Regions from separate parts of the Mus musculus genome. Here region 2 is linked to region 1. The links are chromatin loops, found by intact Hi-C in ENCODE. Cell type or tissue: gastrocnemius. All regions are shown on one strand.

Region 1 (8,000 bases):
GAAGCAGCTTCTATTACTCACTTTGAACCTCATGTACCTTAAGATCCTGCTCTTTCCAGTCATGGTGGCAGAGACTACATACGTGAGTTGCAGGCCAGCCAGACACTGCCCTAGAAAGATCCTGTTTTACGCAAAGCTAGGAATGTTGGCAACCAACAGCACTCAGAGTAGCTGAAGCAACTTTTGACCCCAGGCCAGCCAGGATATTGAAAAACACAAAATCACAATGGGTCACATGTCATATAAAGATGAAGTGGACAAAACCAAGATGTGAAAATCCCACACTGAATGAACATTGTTTGTTAACACTAGCAGGGTTAGGAGTTCTGATATTCACAGCTCCCAGAATCAGAATGTCCTTCAACAATGATCAGTGTTATGTTGGACTTAATACTGGTTTCAGTCATCAGATCTTAGCATAGGACAGAATAACGGAGCCACCAATGGCAGTGATCCAGTGTACCTGGAATGTTTTACAAAAAGGCTCTCGTTTGAGTACAGGTGATATTTGTATAGTAAAACCTGTGCACTAAAAGGAGGTGGCTTTGTTCCTGGTAGCCTGCAGCCTTTTCTTTTAGCATACCTGTTAATACCCAAGTTAATGTGTTAACTCTTCTGCCAGAAAAAAAAAAATCTTAGATTAGAATTCCTTTAATCCCAGTACTCAGGAGGCAGAGACAGGCAGATCTGAGTTGCAGCCGGTGTGGTCTACTGAATGCCACAATAACCTAAATTAAACCAAGAGACCGTCTTGGAACACCCCTACCCCAAAACAAAAATCAAGAGCAGGTCCTTGGAAGGGTATTTCTCATTTTACTGTCTGCAGCACATTTGTGAATAGTCATGTGTAACAAAAAACACGGTGGAGAAAACCTGTCTTCGCTACACAGGCTAACTTGTGATACACACCAAAACTACCTTCACACCTAAGCGGGTGCATACAAATCAGTACCAGTGACTGGGAAGCATGACTGAGGCCTAGGTTTAATCCCTTCCACTACCATTCACCAAGAATGCAGCCACTGCCACTGTAGGGGCAGGGAGGCTGGTAGCGCATGGCTGATACCTTTTGGGACAGAAGTTAATCTTTTTAGCAAGTTTCAAAGGCACAGTGTGTTTTTTACTTTAAAGGCTGTGTTTCTTTAATTATTAATCTTAGTAAAGGCCTCTTCTATGCCATCCTACATTTTAATGGTCTCCAAATGTTATTTATTTACCTTGGGGTAGAAGCTCGATACATATTAATTTGAAAATAATCACTCTCCCCATATTCTAGCAGTCCTATAGATGTATTCCTTCTTCTGTCTCATCTTTCCCATCATTTATCTAGTTACACTATTAATGAAAGCCAATGAAAGATTCAAGGTCATTATTTATTTGTTGCTCTTAAAGACTCATTTTTGACTGGACTCAGACTTAGAAGTAGAAGCTCTCAGTGAGGACAGCCTACGTCTCTTGGCAATCTGTTCCTGGCGCTTTTCTTTGGCTTCCTTCATTCTCTTGGCCAAAAGTTTAGCGTATTCTGCAGCCTCCTCCTTGTTCTTCTTAGTGCGTTGCTTCTTCAGAGCAATACGTCGGCGTTTGTGTTGCAGGACACGAGGAGTAACAAGTCGCTGAATCTTGGGTGCTTTGGTCCTGGGCTTCTTACCTAAAAATCCAGATGAGCAATCACTTCTCAGCACCCATGCTGGATGACTATGCAGTGGTGTAACTCAAGCCAGGCACACCTAAGGCCCCATTCAACCCCCACCATTCATCCAAGGCCTGTGTTGTCCTCAAAACCTTTTTTTAAAGTATTACTCTGACCCTATGGTCTGCATTCTTTTTCATTTATGCTTGAATCCTACTTTTAGATGGACTCTGCCTACTATTAGAACTTTTAAAATTTGTTTTAGCCTTTTGAATTTACACTTACTCCACATTACAGGTCTCTTTAGGAACAGAAACTTGCTGTCATCTCAGCTCATGGACCCTTGTAAATAAGCTGGGATAGTCAAGTTCTGCTACAGGTCAGCCACTCTGTCCATGAGGGGAAATGGACCATTTTTAAACCTCTTGTCAACTGAGTTACACGTTTCCTTTAGTACCACTCTAATTAGTACATGTACAAGTCCACAGTCCTGAGTTATTTGTATCTCACATACAAGCCATGTCCTACAGACACAGTAACATCGTGTACCTGATGCTGTACTCTTCATTAATGAGTATGCTGCCTAACACATAGTATTTTTTCTTACGTTTAAGTGTTTTTCCTGACTTCCATAATCTATGTCCCAGAGGTGACAAATACGAGAGCCAGTCATCAGTAAGTCCAAAACACCAGCTTAGAACCCGGTCTCTCCAAAATCCTCTCCTGCAAGTTGTCCTCTAGCCCCTACATATACATCAAGTGCTTTAAAGGATTTTCAAATGTATTAAAATGAGAATGCCTTCGTAATCTCAGAATCCTGGCCATTCCTAACCCCAAAGCCATGAACATAAAGTCTGGTAAGCCAGACTCCGGGCTGGCAAGCAAAGCTGCAGCAGTAGCACAATACACCCCCCCCCCAAATCCATTACCTTCTTTGTTTAAGGGCTTCCTGACAACATACTGGCGGACATCATCTTCTTTGGAGAGATTAAAAAGCTTGCGGATTCTACTAGCCCTTTTAGGTCCCAACCGACGAGGCACAGTAGTGTCTGTCAGTCCAGGAATATCCTTCTCTCCTTAAAGAAACAATCAAAATAGAGACATTAAATGTTTATCACTTGGGAAACAACTTCTTGGGCCAATGCCCACTACCTAGGAGGCAGATCTCTCTCAATAAACAAGCAAGCAAGCTTCAACAAAAGCCTCACCTTTCTTTACAATGACCAAGTTGAGAACACTGAGATTAGCGTCCACAATGCATCCACGAACAGACTTGCGCTTCCTCTCTCCAGTTCTCCTTGGCCTGTAACAGGAATGCCCCTTACTCAACAGCAGGCGCACTCTGCCATGGGTCAGAACACCTTGCTTCATGGGAAAACCTTGCTTGTCATTCCCACCGCTGATCCGGACCACATAACCCTGCGTTGAACATAAAATAACAACATTTTACTAGTTCAGTTCCAACCTACTAAGTGCAGGTTCTTAACCTCTTAGGTTCAACACCCGACTAGGGAGAATAACTGAGACCAATTTCAACCACTCACGTTTTGTCTCCGTTTCCAACTAAGGTAAACTAGCCATCTCTCTCCTTTTGACTTACCCTGACTACCCCGGTTTTACTAGCATGAACATGAAAGGCTTTTTTTAAGACCCTGAATTCCGTACGGCAAGCAAGAAAGAAGCATGTCCTTTCGGCCCATTTCCCCAAACTTGGTTCTATTAATGAAACTTAACCCAAAACAGCCCTTGCGCTCGCCAAGCTGGGACATGGATGCCGGTAACAACCTTACCTTCCACTCTTCACCAAGAGCATCAGCGGCTACTTCCGTGGCCATGCGCTTCTCATAGAAGGTGCGGAGCTTGCGCTCGTCATCCACCTCGATGAGCTTCTGACAGCCGGTGGCGGGGAAGGAGATGTTCAGCTACAGTTTTAAAGGGGGACAAGAGAGAACCTTAGGGACCCAAGCCGGGCCGACAACGCAGGGCGTCCGAGGCTCGGATCCCACGCCCGGCAAAGCGCCGCATCCACGGGACATTTTACAGGAGCTCTGTGGGATGCTGAGGACGCCGGGCGACCCTCAAGACCTCCGCTAGCAGAGTGGCGAGGGCTCGAGAGCCGCAAGGCTGCCAGCCGCGAGCGGGGCTTCGGGACCGCGCGTGCCGGGCCCGGAGCCGGGCGCCGCTATGGCGCTACGTCCACCGCGGCGGCGCTGCAATCGCCCGCCATCCGCTCTCCCAGAGCGTCCCAGGGCCGCCAAAACGAGTTCCCTCCCGCCTCGGATCCTTCTCCACTTAGTGCGGGACTTATGCGAGCCTGGGACCGAGGCCGTGCCGCACGCTCGGGCTCGGGCGGCCTCACTCGGCCCTGGCCGGGGACGCCTACCTTCATCTTGACACAGCCGAGCGCCTGGGAGGCGTCACGAAAAAGAGGCCCGACTTCCGCTTAACCCAGGGCACATAGCGCTCTAAGTTCTCGCGAGAACAGCCGGCGGAAGTGACTTTAGAGGGGCGTTACTTCCGGGCGTAGATTAACTAGACTATGGAGAGGCCGGTTTGCAGCGAGCTGTCATTTTAGCTTCCTGGACCTTCCTGGTGACGGGGTCTGTCGTTTATCACCGGGGTTAGCCGCTTCCAGACTGGTCTACTGAGGAGCCGAATCTCCGTTTGCGACCCTGGTTTCTAGTAGTACCTAAAATGGGAAAGCACGACCGGAATTGTCGCCCTGGCTGTCAGGTCCCTCATCCGTACAGAAGATTTCCAATCCGGGATCTTGTCCTGATCCCAGCGATTGAGTGGCTCCTGTAGTCGCCGGACCGCAGAGGCTAAGCAGTCACGTTTACCCAGCACAGACATCTATCGTATGCCTCAGAGTCTTGAGCCTCTCTGCTTTCGCTCTTCTTCTGCCAAAATTGTCCCTTTTGTGGCTGGGCTGGGGGTGACAACTCAGATTGGAAATTGAGCCTCGGGGCTCATCACTGAGCGGCACCGTCGTTGTCAGCTCTTTTTTCAAAACACAAATTAACACCATTTCCATGCTTGTTTACTGCAGTCACACACAGTTCTGTTCAAACTCGTCTTTTGTTTTTCTGAGACTGTCTTTGTATAAAACCCTGGCTGTTCTGAAAGTCTCTATGTACATCATACCCATCTGCTCACCACTGTCACCAATTTCTGTCTCTAAAATTTTGAGTAAGTCCATCATGTGATGGAATCAAATGGAAGTTGTCTTTTTATAACTGGCTGGCTTCACTGAGTGCAGTCTTCAAGTTTATATTTTTCTTCCTTTTAAAGGCGCGTGTGTGTGTGTGTGTGTGCGCGCGCGTGCGCGCGCGCGCGATCACATTTTGTGTGTTGATTTTCTTGTTGAACATTTTTGTTGCTTTATACAATATCCTTGGAAGTATGGCTGCCTGCCTCTGCCCTCAGACATCAGAAGGGGTCTGATCCCTTTGAATTGGAGTTACAGATGGTTGTCAGCTGCCATGAAGGTTCTGGGAATTGAATGCTGGTCCTCTGGAAGCCCAGCTACTAGTCTTAACCACTGAGATGTCTCTCCAGACCCTGTGACCTATTTTTAAATTTTGGATTGTTAGACCTGCCATTGGTGATGCCTGCTTCTAACCCTGGCACTATGGAAACAGGCAGGACGGCTGTCACAAGTTCTTGCCAGCTTGGACTATATAGTAAATTCCAGGGTAGGCAGAAATACACAGTGAGAGCCTGAATCAAACATGCACACAAGTGAGAGAGGGGTTGGAGGAGCTTGCATGTGATACTGAGGTATCTGAAGGCAGGCTTTCACCTTGCAGCCCAGGCTGATGTCAAACTCCACGGTGTTGCTGGGGGATGACTCCTGATCCTGGAGCTTTCACCTCTCAAGTGCTGAGATTATCATAGGCCTGTGCCACCGCAATCTGATCTTAAAGACTGGTCCCTGTTTATTTTAGTTCTTGTATTAGGTCAGTGGTCCACTTGGAGTTTTGTTTTTTAAACCAAGTCTTACTGTGTTGCCTAGGCTGGCCTCTTGGCCTCTGTACTTGAACAGTCCTTTTACAGCCTTCCAAGTGGCTGGAACTACAACACATGCCATTGAAATCTGCACAGTGGTCATGCTCATATGTCTCTCCAACAGTAGACTCGCCTCCTCCTTTCCCATGTAGGTATGTAGTTGTTCCGGCAGTGCATGTGATGGGAGCGCTCTCCACACACTTGACCTGACCCTTTGGTTTGTTATGGCTGTCCAGTGCCAGGTCACACTAGTTTTGTTTTTGTTTTTTGAGACAGGGTTTCTCTGTTTAATCCTGGCTGTCCTGGAACTCACTCTGAAGACTAGGCTGGCCTTGAACTCAGAAATCCACCTGCCTCTCCCTCTCAAGTGCTGGGATTAAAGGCGTGTGCCACCACTGCCTGGCCATACTGTTTTGATTACCATAATTTTGTAAGATTCCTAGAATGGGCCTTGTAATGCTAACACTCACAAGGAGAGATGGGAGAGTTGTGAATTCCAGGGCAGCGTCCACAACCTAGCAAGAGCTCATCACCACAAACACACACACACACAATTATTTGCCTATAAATTAATGCCAGGGTCACATGGGGGAGACCCTGTCTTAAAACAGATGAGCAAGGTGGTGCACACCTTTAATCTTAGCATTCGGGAGGCGAAGCAGGCAGATCTCTGTGAGTTAGATAGGATCTGGAACTTGGGGCACACCTGTCCCCCAGACCTTGGTTTCTAAATTCTATGACCTATTCAGAAAAACAAGCATTCTGTTGCAAATTTCACTGACTCCAGATCTTTGGCAGATAGATAACAAAGTAAATGTAGAATATTTGTTCCAGAAAGAAAGTAATATCTCAAAAACCAATGGACTTGTGTTAGCAGGTTAAAGGGGTAAAGGTTTCTTACTCTAGATGTGAAGAAAGCCATGCTACAAATCTAAAATGCATGCTGTTCTATATAACAGATGGCTTGAACTTTTAAGAATTTGCATCATGTCTTGGTTGTATACTTCTGCCATGATAGTAGCACTTAGATGAGGCAGGAAGCTGAGGAGTGTGAGGTGAGTCTTAGCTACACGGCGCATTTGAGGGCTTGTCTCAACAATTCTATGAAGTGTTGGTCTCATGGACACCTGTGGATACCGAAGTCCATGGATGCTCCAGTTCCTTTGTAAAATAGCATGATATTGAGTACTGCTCACATCTGACTTCCTGTGTACCACCTAGAACAGTATACATGCTATGCAAATAGTTGTTTTATGCTATTTTTATAAGAGTAATGACTATAAAAAGTCTACAAATGTTCACTGTGTGCAGGTTTTTCCTCAAATATTCAAGATTATTGTATCTAGAAATGCAGATTCCATAGATACAAAAGAAACAGCAACCAGGGAGGTGGTGCATACCTGTATTCTAGGATTTCAGGGAGCTTCCGCAGGAGGATCAGTAAGTAGTTCAAGGCCAGCCTCAACTATAAAATGCATTGAGGCCATCCTGGACTAGCTGTGGATCAAACCAACCAGTCAGCCATGTTGGGTTCCTGTTTTGAATTCCAGTATTTGGGAAATTAAGAAAGGAGGATCATGAGTTCGAAGCCAGCCTAATCTACATAGTAAGTTCCAGAGTAGCCTGGGCTAACTAAAGTTGTAGGAGAGGAAATGGGTTCTAGTGTTTCAGAAAGCTGTTTGCTTTCTAGCCCAGTCTTGGACACACACACACACACACACACACACACACACACACACACACACACACAGAGAGAGAGAGAGAGAGAGAGAGAGAGAGAGAGAGAGAGAGAGAGAGAGAGAGATACAGAGAATCATTTTAAACACAGAAGTTCAACTTAAAAGACAATCTCTACTTCTTTTCCCTTTTTCATTCATTTGTATATTTATTCATTTTACATCCAGATCAAAGTTCCCTTCCTCTCATCCCAGTCTCACCCTCCCCTTCTCAGAGAAGGTGGCACACCCTTTGGGCACCACCCTACCCTGGGACACCAAGTTGCAGCAAGACTAAGTGCATCTTCTCCCACTGAGGCCCAACCAGGCTGTCTACCTAGGGGAAGGGGAACCAATGACAGGCAACAGTCAGAGACAGCACTTGCTCCAATTGTTAGGGGACCCACATGAAGACCAAGCTGCACATCTGCTACAAATAAGTAGAGGGTCTAGGTCTAGTTCCTGCATGTTCCCTGGTTGGTGGCCCAGGCTCTGTGAGCCCCCGTGGGCCTAGGTTAGTGAACTGTAGGTCTTTATGTGGTATCCTTGATCCCTCTAGTTTGCTCAACATCATCTCCAACTCTTCCACAAGACTCCCTGGGCTCTGCCTGATGTTTGGCTATGGGTCTCTGCATCTGTTTCCATCC
Region 2 (8,000 bases), 110 kb before region 1:
ATCTGTGTAAACTGTTCATCATTTTTTGTTTCTTTTTTCCTCTTCACCCTCTATCCTCACTTCTTTGTTTTTGTTTTATTTATGGCACTGAGAAGTGGACCCAGTGCTAAACAATTCCTCTCTACCTCTGAACCACACCCTCATCTTTCATCCACCTTCGTTAATTTCTGAGACTACTCTTCATGCTTTTCTATGATCGGTTCTGTGCACCTAGAAAGAAAAGGCCCCACGAGCTCACATGCGACCTTGTCCCCACGAGCTCACATGCGACCTTGTCCCCACAGGGCAATGTTTAGGAGATTTTGAAGGGAACAGGGAGAATGAGGAAAATGACACCTGTAAGATGTAGCCGTGAAGAGGGCCACCGAATCCGAATCCTCCTGCCTATTTAGTGCTTTAGCCTTGCAAATCCACACTCTCCAGTGATCTTAAGCACTCACTCAGCAGGCCGGGAGCTAGAATGACACTTCCTTTTTCAGAGGGTTGGCCAGAATACTCCTGTGTACCCTCCTCTTTTTGTGAAGCCGGGTCAGCCTGGGACCTCGTACATGCTAGGCAAGAGGGCTGCAACGGAGCTACGCCCTCATCCCTTATGTATGTTTTTATTTATTTAGCGACAGGGTTTCACTAGGTAGCCTGGGAGGCTTGGAACTCACAGGGATTTATGTGCCTCTGCCTCCTGAATGCCGGGATTAAATGCATGTGCCACCATGCCTGGCCTGTACGTATGCTCGTATCTATAAGTTAAATAAAACTCTAATGCTCTAATGATTATAACAGCTATATGTTGATTGGGCTCTCCAGTTCTCTTCCAGCTTTTTAGAAAAATAACTTGTTTTTTTTTTTTTTTTGGTAAGGATTTATTCATTTTATATTATATATGTGTGTTTCTGATCATTTGTATGTACACCGTGTTTGTGCAGATGATTGCAGAGGCCAGAAGAGGGCATTGTGTCTCCCAGAACTGGAGTCTCAGGTTCTCTGTAAGAATAAGTATTCTTAATCTTGGGCCCGTGTGTTCATCACCTATTTATTTTTTTTAATTGAACATTAAATTTTGTCTTTATTCTTTAGAATTTCATTCATGTACACAATGAGAAATGATCCTATGTATTCCCACCCAAACATATGTTTATTCTATTAGGTCCAGTTAGTGCTGCCCACATGGCCATGGGTGAGGGACAATCCACTGGAAGTGGACTCTGGCACTGGACTCTGGCAAGTGGCTAGGTCTCCAAAAAAGGACTCTTTTCTCCCGAGCAACTATTAACTGCAAATAGTTCCTCAGGAAGGATAGCCAAACCATTCTATATTAAACGTCAAAGTGAATTTACTTATCCTGGATGTGCATGTGCAAGAGTGATCAAGGACATGCAAAATAAAGGATGGCTGGCTCAGATGAAAAGTTAAACTTGCAAGTTTACTCTAGGAGATATTGGGAAGGAAACAGAGATGAAAAAATTATGGTAAAACTTTAGGATGATGAAAACAGTAAGAAAAAATTTAAAAAATTACAGATTTTCTCAAATCTTGTAATCCATCATGTGGAAAAAAATAACTTCTTTGAATTTCCTTTCTTTCTCTCTTTCTTTCTTTGTCTCTCTCTCTTTCTGTCTTTCCTTCCTTCTTTCTTCTTTCTCTTATAAGTAGGAAAAGGTTTTGGCATTTCTGTCTTAGTTAGGGTCACTGTAAGTGGCCAAAAGCAATTCGGAAAGGAGAGGGTTTATTTGGCTTACACGTCCACACCACTGTGCATTGTTGGAAGAAGTCAGAAGAGGAACTCAAGAAGGTCTAGAAGCTGGAGGCAGGAGCTGATGTAGAAGCCTTAAGGAATGGCTTGCTCCCCAGGGTTTGCTCAACCTGTGTCCTGGCTAGTTTTATGTCAACTTGACACAAGCTAGAGTCATTGTAGAAGAGGGAGCCTCAGTTGAGAAAAGCCAGCACACTGACTTTACTGCTTTTAAAGGGTCTCATAGTTTTAATTTTTATTTATATGAATGGTGGTATGCCTGTGGGTGAATATGTACATGTATGTATGGGTAACACTGGAGGCCTGAAAAGGCTGTGTCTTAGTCAGAGTTTTACTGCTGTTAGCAGACACGGTGACCAAGGCAACTCTCACAAGGACAACATTTAATTGGGGCTGGCTTACAGGTTCAGAGGGTCAGTCCATTATCATCAAGGCAGGAGCATGGCAACATCCAGGCAGGTATGGTACAGGAGGAGCTGAGAGTTCTACATCTTCATCTGAAGGCTGATAAGAGAAGACTGGCTCCCATGTGGTTAGGAGGAGGGTCTTAAAGCCACATCCACACTTCCTCTAACAAGGCCAACCCTCCAAATAGTGCCACTCCCTGGGGCAAGCATTTTCAAAGTACCACAGGTAAGTCATCTCTCTAGCATCTGACCTTCTGATTTACAAGTCCCAGAGAATGGGGGATGGGGAGAAGGGGAGGCCCTTTCAGTGCCTGAGGGCTAGTGATATGCAGCCATCAGAGGGACAGATCCAACCTAGGGTCTCACTCTAGCCGAATAAGTTCTCTCCTATTAAGTTAAACCCATAGCTCCGATTAAACATTTTGGAAGCCTTGGTGAGGAAGTAGAAGAAGTCCACAAGTTGGTTGGACAGTGGTGGCGCACACCTTTAATCCCAGCGCTTGGGAGGCAGAGGCAGGTGGGTTTCTGAGTTCGAGGCCAGCCTGGTCTACAGAGTGAGTTTCAAGACAGCCAGGGCTATATAGAGAAACCCTGTCTCGAAAAAAACCAAACCAACCAACCAAACAAACAAACAAACAAAAAAAGAAGTCCACAAGCTAGGTTTTCAAATATGAATGTGTCCCTTAACGTTTCTGCTGGCTGGACTGTTAGGATGCTTCCAGGGCCCTAGATCAACTCCTAACTATTGTTAATGGAACCATATTTATATCACTGTTTCTTCTTGAATCAATTCTGACTGCGAATGTGGTTAGGAAAATGGTGTCTGCTATAGAAGTCAAAAGCCAAAACTTTTCAAACCTGCAGTTAACTTCAGAAATAGACAACCAGGCACATATCAACCAGACTTAACATTATTACACTTGTTAGCAAAAACCGTGAGCAAATGAAAGAGAAACTCTCAGCAAAGTGACCACTATGAACACGGGAGTTCACCCGCTACGCACACATATTTAAAATAATTTAATGAACTTTTTGTTTTTCGAGACAAGGTTTTTTTTTTTCTGTATAGATAGCCCTGGCTGTCTTGGAACTCACTCTGTAGACCAGGCTGGCCTCGAACTCAGAAAATGCCTGCCTCTGCCTCCCAAGTGCTGAGATTAAAGGAATGCGCCACCACTGCTCGGCTTAATGAAATTTTTAACAGCATACAAAGAAAAGGGTTTCACTAAGACATGCTCAAAAACATCAGTCACTTTTGTTCTACTCCCCCCCCCCCCAGCCACCCCTGCCGCCTAATCTGTCTTTTGCCAAGAGGAAAAAAGTTGTAACTTATTTTAAGCTATTTGTTCCTTGAAAAATTGATACCCTAAAAAAATTGTCACCAAGTGGTAGCACAAGTCTTTAATTCCAGCAATGGAGGGTGAGTGTTTAAGGCCAGCCTGATTTACAAATAAGACTTGCAGGAAATGCCAGGGCTAAATAGTGAGACCCTACACACCACCTTACCTTCTGCCAAACAAACAAAACAAATTAAAATATTTTGTCAAAATTTCATTACAGTGAAGACTCTCCAATTCCGTCCTTCAGTACCTGCAGAACTGAAAATTGGGTGCTAAAGAGATTATTATTTCAGAGTACTTGCTGCTCTCTTTAGGACCAGAGTCAAATCCTCAGCACTCTGTCCTGAGGCTCACAACCATCAGCTTCAGAATGTTTACCTCGAGATCTAGGTTACCTTTGAGAGGCAGCAAATTACGATTATCTAAACTAAAGAGTTACTCGTTTGGCGTTATCAAAATCTGGATAGAAGTAGAGAAAGACAACGCAGCTAAGGTCTCTCAGAGGTCTTTGGATGGCTTAGAGAAGGGCAGCCCTCCAGTGTCACTCAGACTTTGGGGTCACACAATTATGGGTGGAACTTCCAGCCTCTACTAAAGAGAAACTGCAAGTCTCTCTAGGCTTTTTTTTTTCTTTCATTGACCTTGAGCTATTCTAAGTCACTTTCTCATTCTCTGAAAACCTGAGCCTGGAGAGGCGGTAGTCACCTGCCACAGGCAACCGCAACAAAACAAAACAAAACAAAACAAAACAAAACAAAACAAAACAAAACAAAACAAAACAAAACAAAACACCGCAGAACAAACAGAAAGGTTACAACTAGCGCCAGGAGAGCTGGAGGACTCTCGCTTCGGCGTCGGGATTCTAAGGAGCGCCCCGAGGTCCGCCAGAATTCTGCCAGGAGGAGGGCGCTCGCGGGGCGGGGCACAAGCGCAGAGGCGTGGCCTGAGCCTGAGGCTTGGTAGGAGTCTGGGGGCGTGGGTCAACCTCTGGGTGGAGCCCAACCACAGGGGCGTGGCTCTAGCGGGGCGGGTCCGACCTCGGACCCCACCCCCCGCGTCCTTTCTACCGCCCCCGCAGAAGGAAAGGGAGAGGGACGGAGGGAGGGAAAGTGGTGTTCTGTGGAAAAGAGCGGAAGGAAGGGAAGGCAAAAAAGAATAGGGAACAGAAACATGGCGGTCTGTGGTCCGGACAGTCTCGCCCCGGGCAGTGCCTAGACGTCGGTCCTCCCGCAGCGCCCGCGGCCCGCGAGCCCTTCGGTCGGCAGTTGCCCTCGCTGCAGGCTGTCCCCTGGAGACCCGGCCGCGCGGAGGCGCAGGCGCAGAGGGGCCCCGGAGTCCCGGCCCTGCCAGCGGAGGGTGCCCAGGCCGCGTAGCCGGCGCTTTCTCACCCCAGGAAGCTCCGGTGTCGGACAGTCGCCGACTGGGCCGGCGCAGGTGAGTCCGCACCGCTGCCCTGCCCGATTCCTCCCGCTCCGCCAGGCCGCTCAGGTAGCGTGCGGGACCGCGCGGGAGGAGGGGAGCGGCCGGCTGGCCTAGTCGCTGAGTGAGTGGGCGGGAGGTCCCCGGAGCCCGCGGGCTGCCGTTCGGAGAGGCTGCGGCCGGAGGGCCTCGAGAGGATCGACTCGGTGCAGGGACCGGGCCTGGCCTCTGCCGCCGGGGTGAGGCGGGAACCAGGCTCTCCGGCCCTGGCCCGGCCGGCGGGGTGCTGAGCGGTGGCAGCTGGGGTGGAGCGTAAGGATCCGTGGACGCTGCGGAGGTGGAGGTACCGGGGTGCAGGCAGGTGCCGCAGGTGAATCCAGGGCATTTCCTCCTCTGCCGGACCGTGGCTGATGTTTAGGGCTGCTTTGTTGGGGATAACTTATAGGAAGGCTCCATTCAGCTCTGGAGTGACTAAACTCAAATAAAGCCAACTAATGAGCCCCTAAGTGCTGACTCTTGTAAGAGCCGTAACTTTAAAGCATTGGAGATGCTGTCACCTCTTCCCCCTCCCCTTTTTGTGATTCGTAGGCCGTTTCCCTCCCGAAGAATGTGCTTGGAGAGAACAAATAAGGAATGACCCAGTTTTTAAAATGCCGCCCCCCCAACCCCCGCTCCCCTTCAAATTTCGTTGGTTTCACACGGGAAAATTTAAGGCAGTTACTGTAGTTACTTGAGCAAATGTGAGAGAAGGCGTCATTCCTGCCTACTGAGAGCACAACTTGCTGTGCGATTTTGTCTAGAGAGGTCATGCACTGTAGTCTGAGCAGTTGACGTACTTAGGCTACTTAATTGTGTGCAAACTCGAGTCCCTAGAAATAGGTCTTGCCGTCTTATCTCCATGCTTCCAAGAAGCAAGCTAGAAAAGATCCTTAGGTGTAGTGTCCTGTTGGCCAGGTTTTCAGTAAACATTTCATTTGATTTGATAACCATGTAAATATACTAAACTACCTCGAATCTAGAACTCATTATGTGACTTTTTTGTTAAAAAAAATTTGCAAAAGGAAAACTTTTTATCATAGTCATTATAACCATAAAACCCACTATATTTTCTGCTTTGCTCTCAATATTAATGTTAAAAAGTTAGCAAACTGCCTTCTTGATAAGACTGGGAACTTAGAAATCTCAGACATAATCTTAGATTTGTGCTCATGAATATGACCTGCCTCTTACTGGATTGCTCTTTTAGTTAGTGGCAATAGGTTTTCTGCTATTCAGTCCACTCCTTTGACCATTTACTATTTATAAAGAAATGGATTGAGATTAAGGGGTCTAATCCTCTTTATTACCGGTCTTGGAGAAGTGATCCCATGTCATTTGATTTTTGGCCAGTAGTACCTTGCTTGGAGTATAATTGTTTGTTTATTTGAATAATAGAAAAGATGTGTCAGAAATGTTGATGTTTTGTATTTTAATAATTTACTCCTGTGTAATTTGTAAACGAGTGCATTCTGGTGGGAATAAACACAGCGTTTGTAGTATAAACTTGAGCTTGTAGCTGAAGAAATTTGTGGAAAAGTTGTGGGTGGAGACTATTCTTAAAAACAAATGTTTTAAAGTACAAGGAACTGCCGCGTTGTGTGGGCTGTGACAGTTGAGGATGGCAGGTTTGGATGGTTATTTGGGCAAGAGCTCTGTCTAAGGAAACACATACTGCATCGTAGGAACCGGCAGTTTGTAACTTTTGCATGGTAAGTAATGACAAGGCACTTTTGCTTTTTTGTGTACCTGCCAGTTTAGACTGAAGCATCTCATATTTTCATTGGTGTTCCCTGCTAAGACAAATACCACATTGGTTTCGCTGCTCACTTTGAAAGCTACATTTTTGCCTTGTTCTTGAACCTTAGCTACAGGTTGTAAAGGGAAAAAGAAAGCAGCTGCGTCAGTGGCAGTTGTCGCCCTCATCCGACTGCTCTGATCTGAAAACAGAGTGTCTGTTATAACTTGAACTTCTAGTAGAAAATGCTTGCAGAAAATTTAGGACACAAGTTTTCATAACGCATGAATTAAAATGTTACCTTTTTAAGGACTGTGCTGCACAAGCCATGCCTTCTTTCAGATGGTCTGTGTTATAGATTTGTATCAGTGGGATGCCTTGGTCGAATGGGAAGTTTCTTTAGCAGTTAAACTTTGGGAAGCCAGGTGTGGTGCTGCATTCTTGAAATCCCCCCAGCACTTGGAAGGTGGAGGCAGGATGACTGTGTAGAAGTGAGGCCAGCCTTTCTACCCAGCATTCCATGACAGCTTGGGTTAAGTGGTGACACTGTGTTTAGAAGAAACAACAGAGCACCACAAAAGACAATTGAAAATCAGGGAGGAATGCCCTGTATGATAGCCTAGGAAAAGAGGTCTTTTAGCATCATGGTATAAGGAATTCCAAGTTTACTTTATTATTATTATTTAAGATTTATAATAGTATTTGTGGGAAGAAGGCCTTGAATTTTCTGAAATCCTCCTGCTTTTGCCTTAGTGTGGGACTAAAGGCATGCCTACTTTTTTGGGGAGAGGGCATTGAGGGGATGTATAAAGTCCTGGTATATAGTTTAGGCAAGCCTATGCTTGCTGTTGTCGTAAATGCTGGGAGAGGTAAATGCCTAGGTAACCTTGAACTTAACCACACAGCTGAGGATGACCTTAAACTCTTCTGCCTCCTATTCCCAAATGCAGGGCTTGCAGGTCGTCCTCACTGTGGTCTGCTCAGACTTTCATTTTCCCTCCAGTTGCTCTTATATCTCTTTTTTCTTTTTTTCCCATGTACATTCATAGTATTTGCTAAGAAAGCTGGAGATACTTTCTCCTTTCAAGTTGGATGACTTTTATCTGTCCCTGTTTCGCTGCTGCTGCTTGCATTACTGCTGTGGAGGAAAGGCAGTGCAATTCTCATTCATAACTTTTGTGCTTTACTATGATGTTTTTAGTTAAACCCAGAGCCTTATACATAATGAACATTGTCTCGACTGCTAAGTCATACCTCCAGCTCACATATGTAGTTTAGACATTTGGTGGCCCTGCACTAAAAGGGAGAAC

What was found. Hi-C counts contacts between places; a loop is a spot of excess contacts. Peaks named below come from ENCODE experiments on the same cell type or tissue, not always from the same donor. Only the 100,000 strongest peaks of a DNase experiment are listed, where the experiment ranks them.
Region 2: it touches region 1 in a loop (2.8-fold over the local background); 1 of 42 quality-filtered maps calls a loop at or near these places.

Annotation. Positions count from the first base shown.
Region 1 is chr4:86,853,308-86,861,307 of GRCm38, forward strand. It overlaps Rps6 (ribosomal protein S6), which reads right to left and starts at 4,060. Exons shown (of 5, transcript NM_009096.3): 1 at 4,014-4,060; 2 at 3,421-3,552; 3 at 2,839-3,049; 4 at 2,560-2,706; 5 at 792-1,648. The coding sequence starts at 4,019. The coding sequence ends at 1,395. In gastrocnemius, a CTCF peak has its summit at 3,856; DNase peaks (open chromatin) are centred at 136, 2,789, 4,097 and 5,017; H3K4me3 peaks cover 2,893 bases; H3K27ac peaks cover 2,555 bases.
Region 2 is chr4:86,743,982-86,751,981 of GRCm38, forward strand. It overlaps Dennd4c (DENN/MADD domain containing 4C), which reads left to right and starts at 4,574. Exons shown (of 32, transcript NM_184088.1): 1 at 4,574-4,931. It overlaps Gm6521 (predicted gene 6521), which reads right to left and starts at 5,423. Exons shown (of 1, transcript NR_168733.1): 1 at 3,544-5,423. In gastrocnemius, a CTCF peak has its summit at 4,404; DNase peaks (open chromatin) are centred at 4,479, 4,795 and 5,530; H3K4me3 peaks cover 3,393 bases; H3K27ac peaks cover 4,236 bases.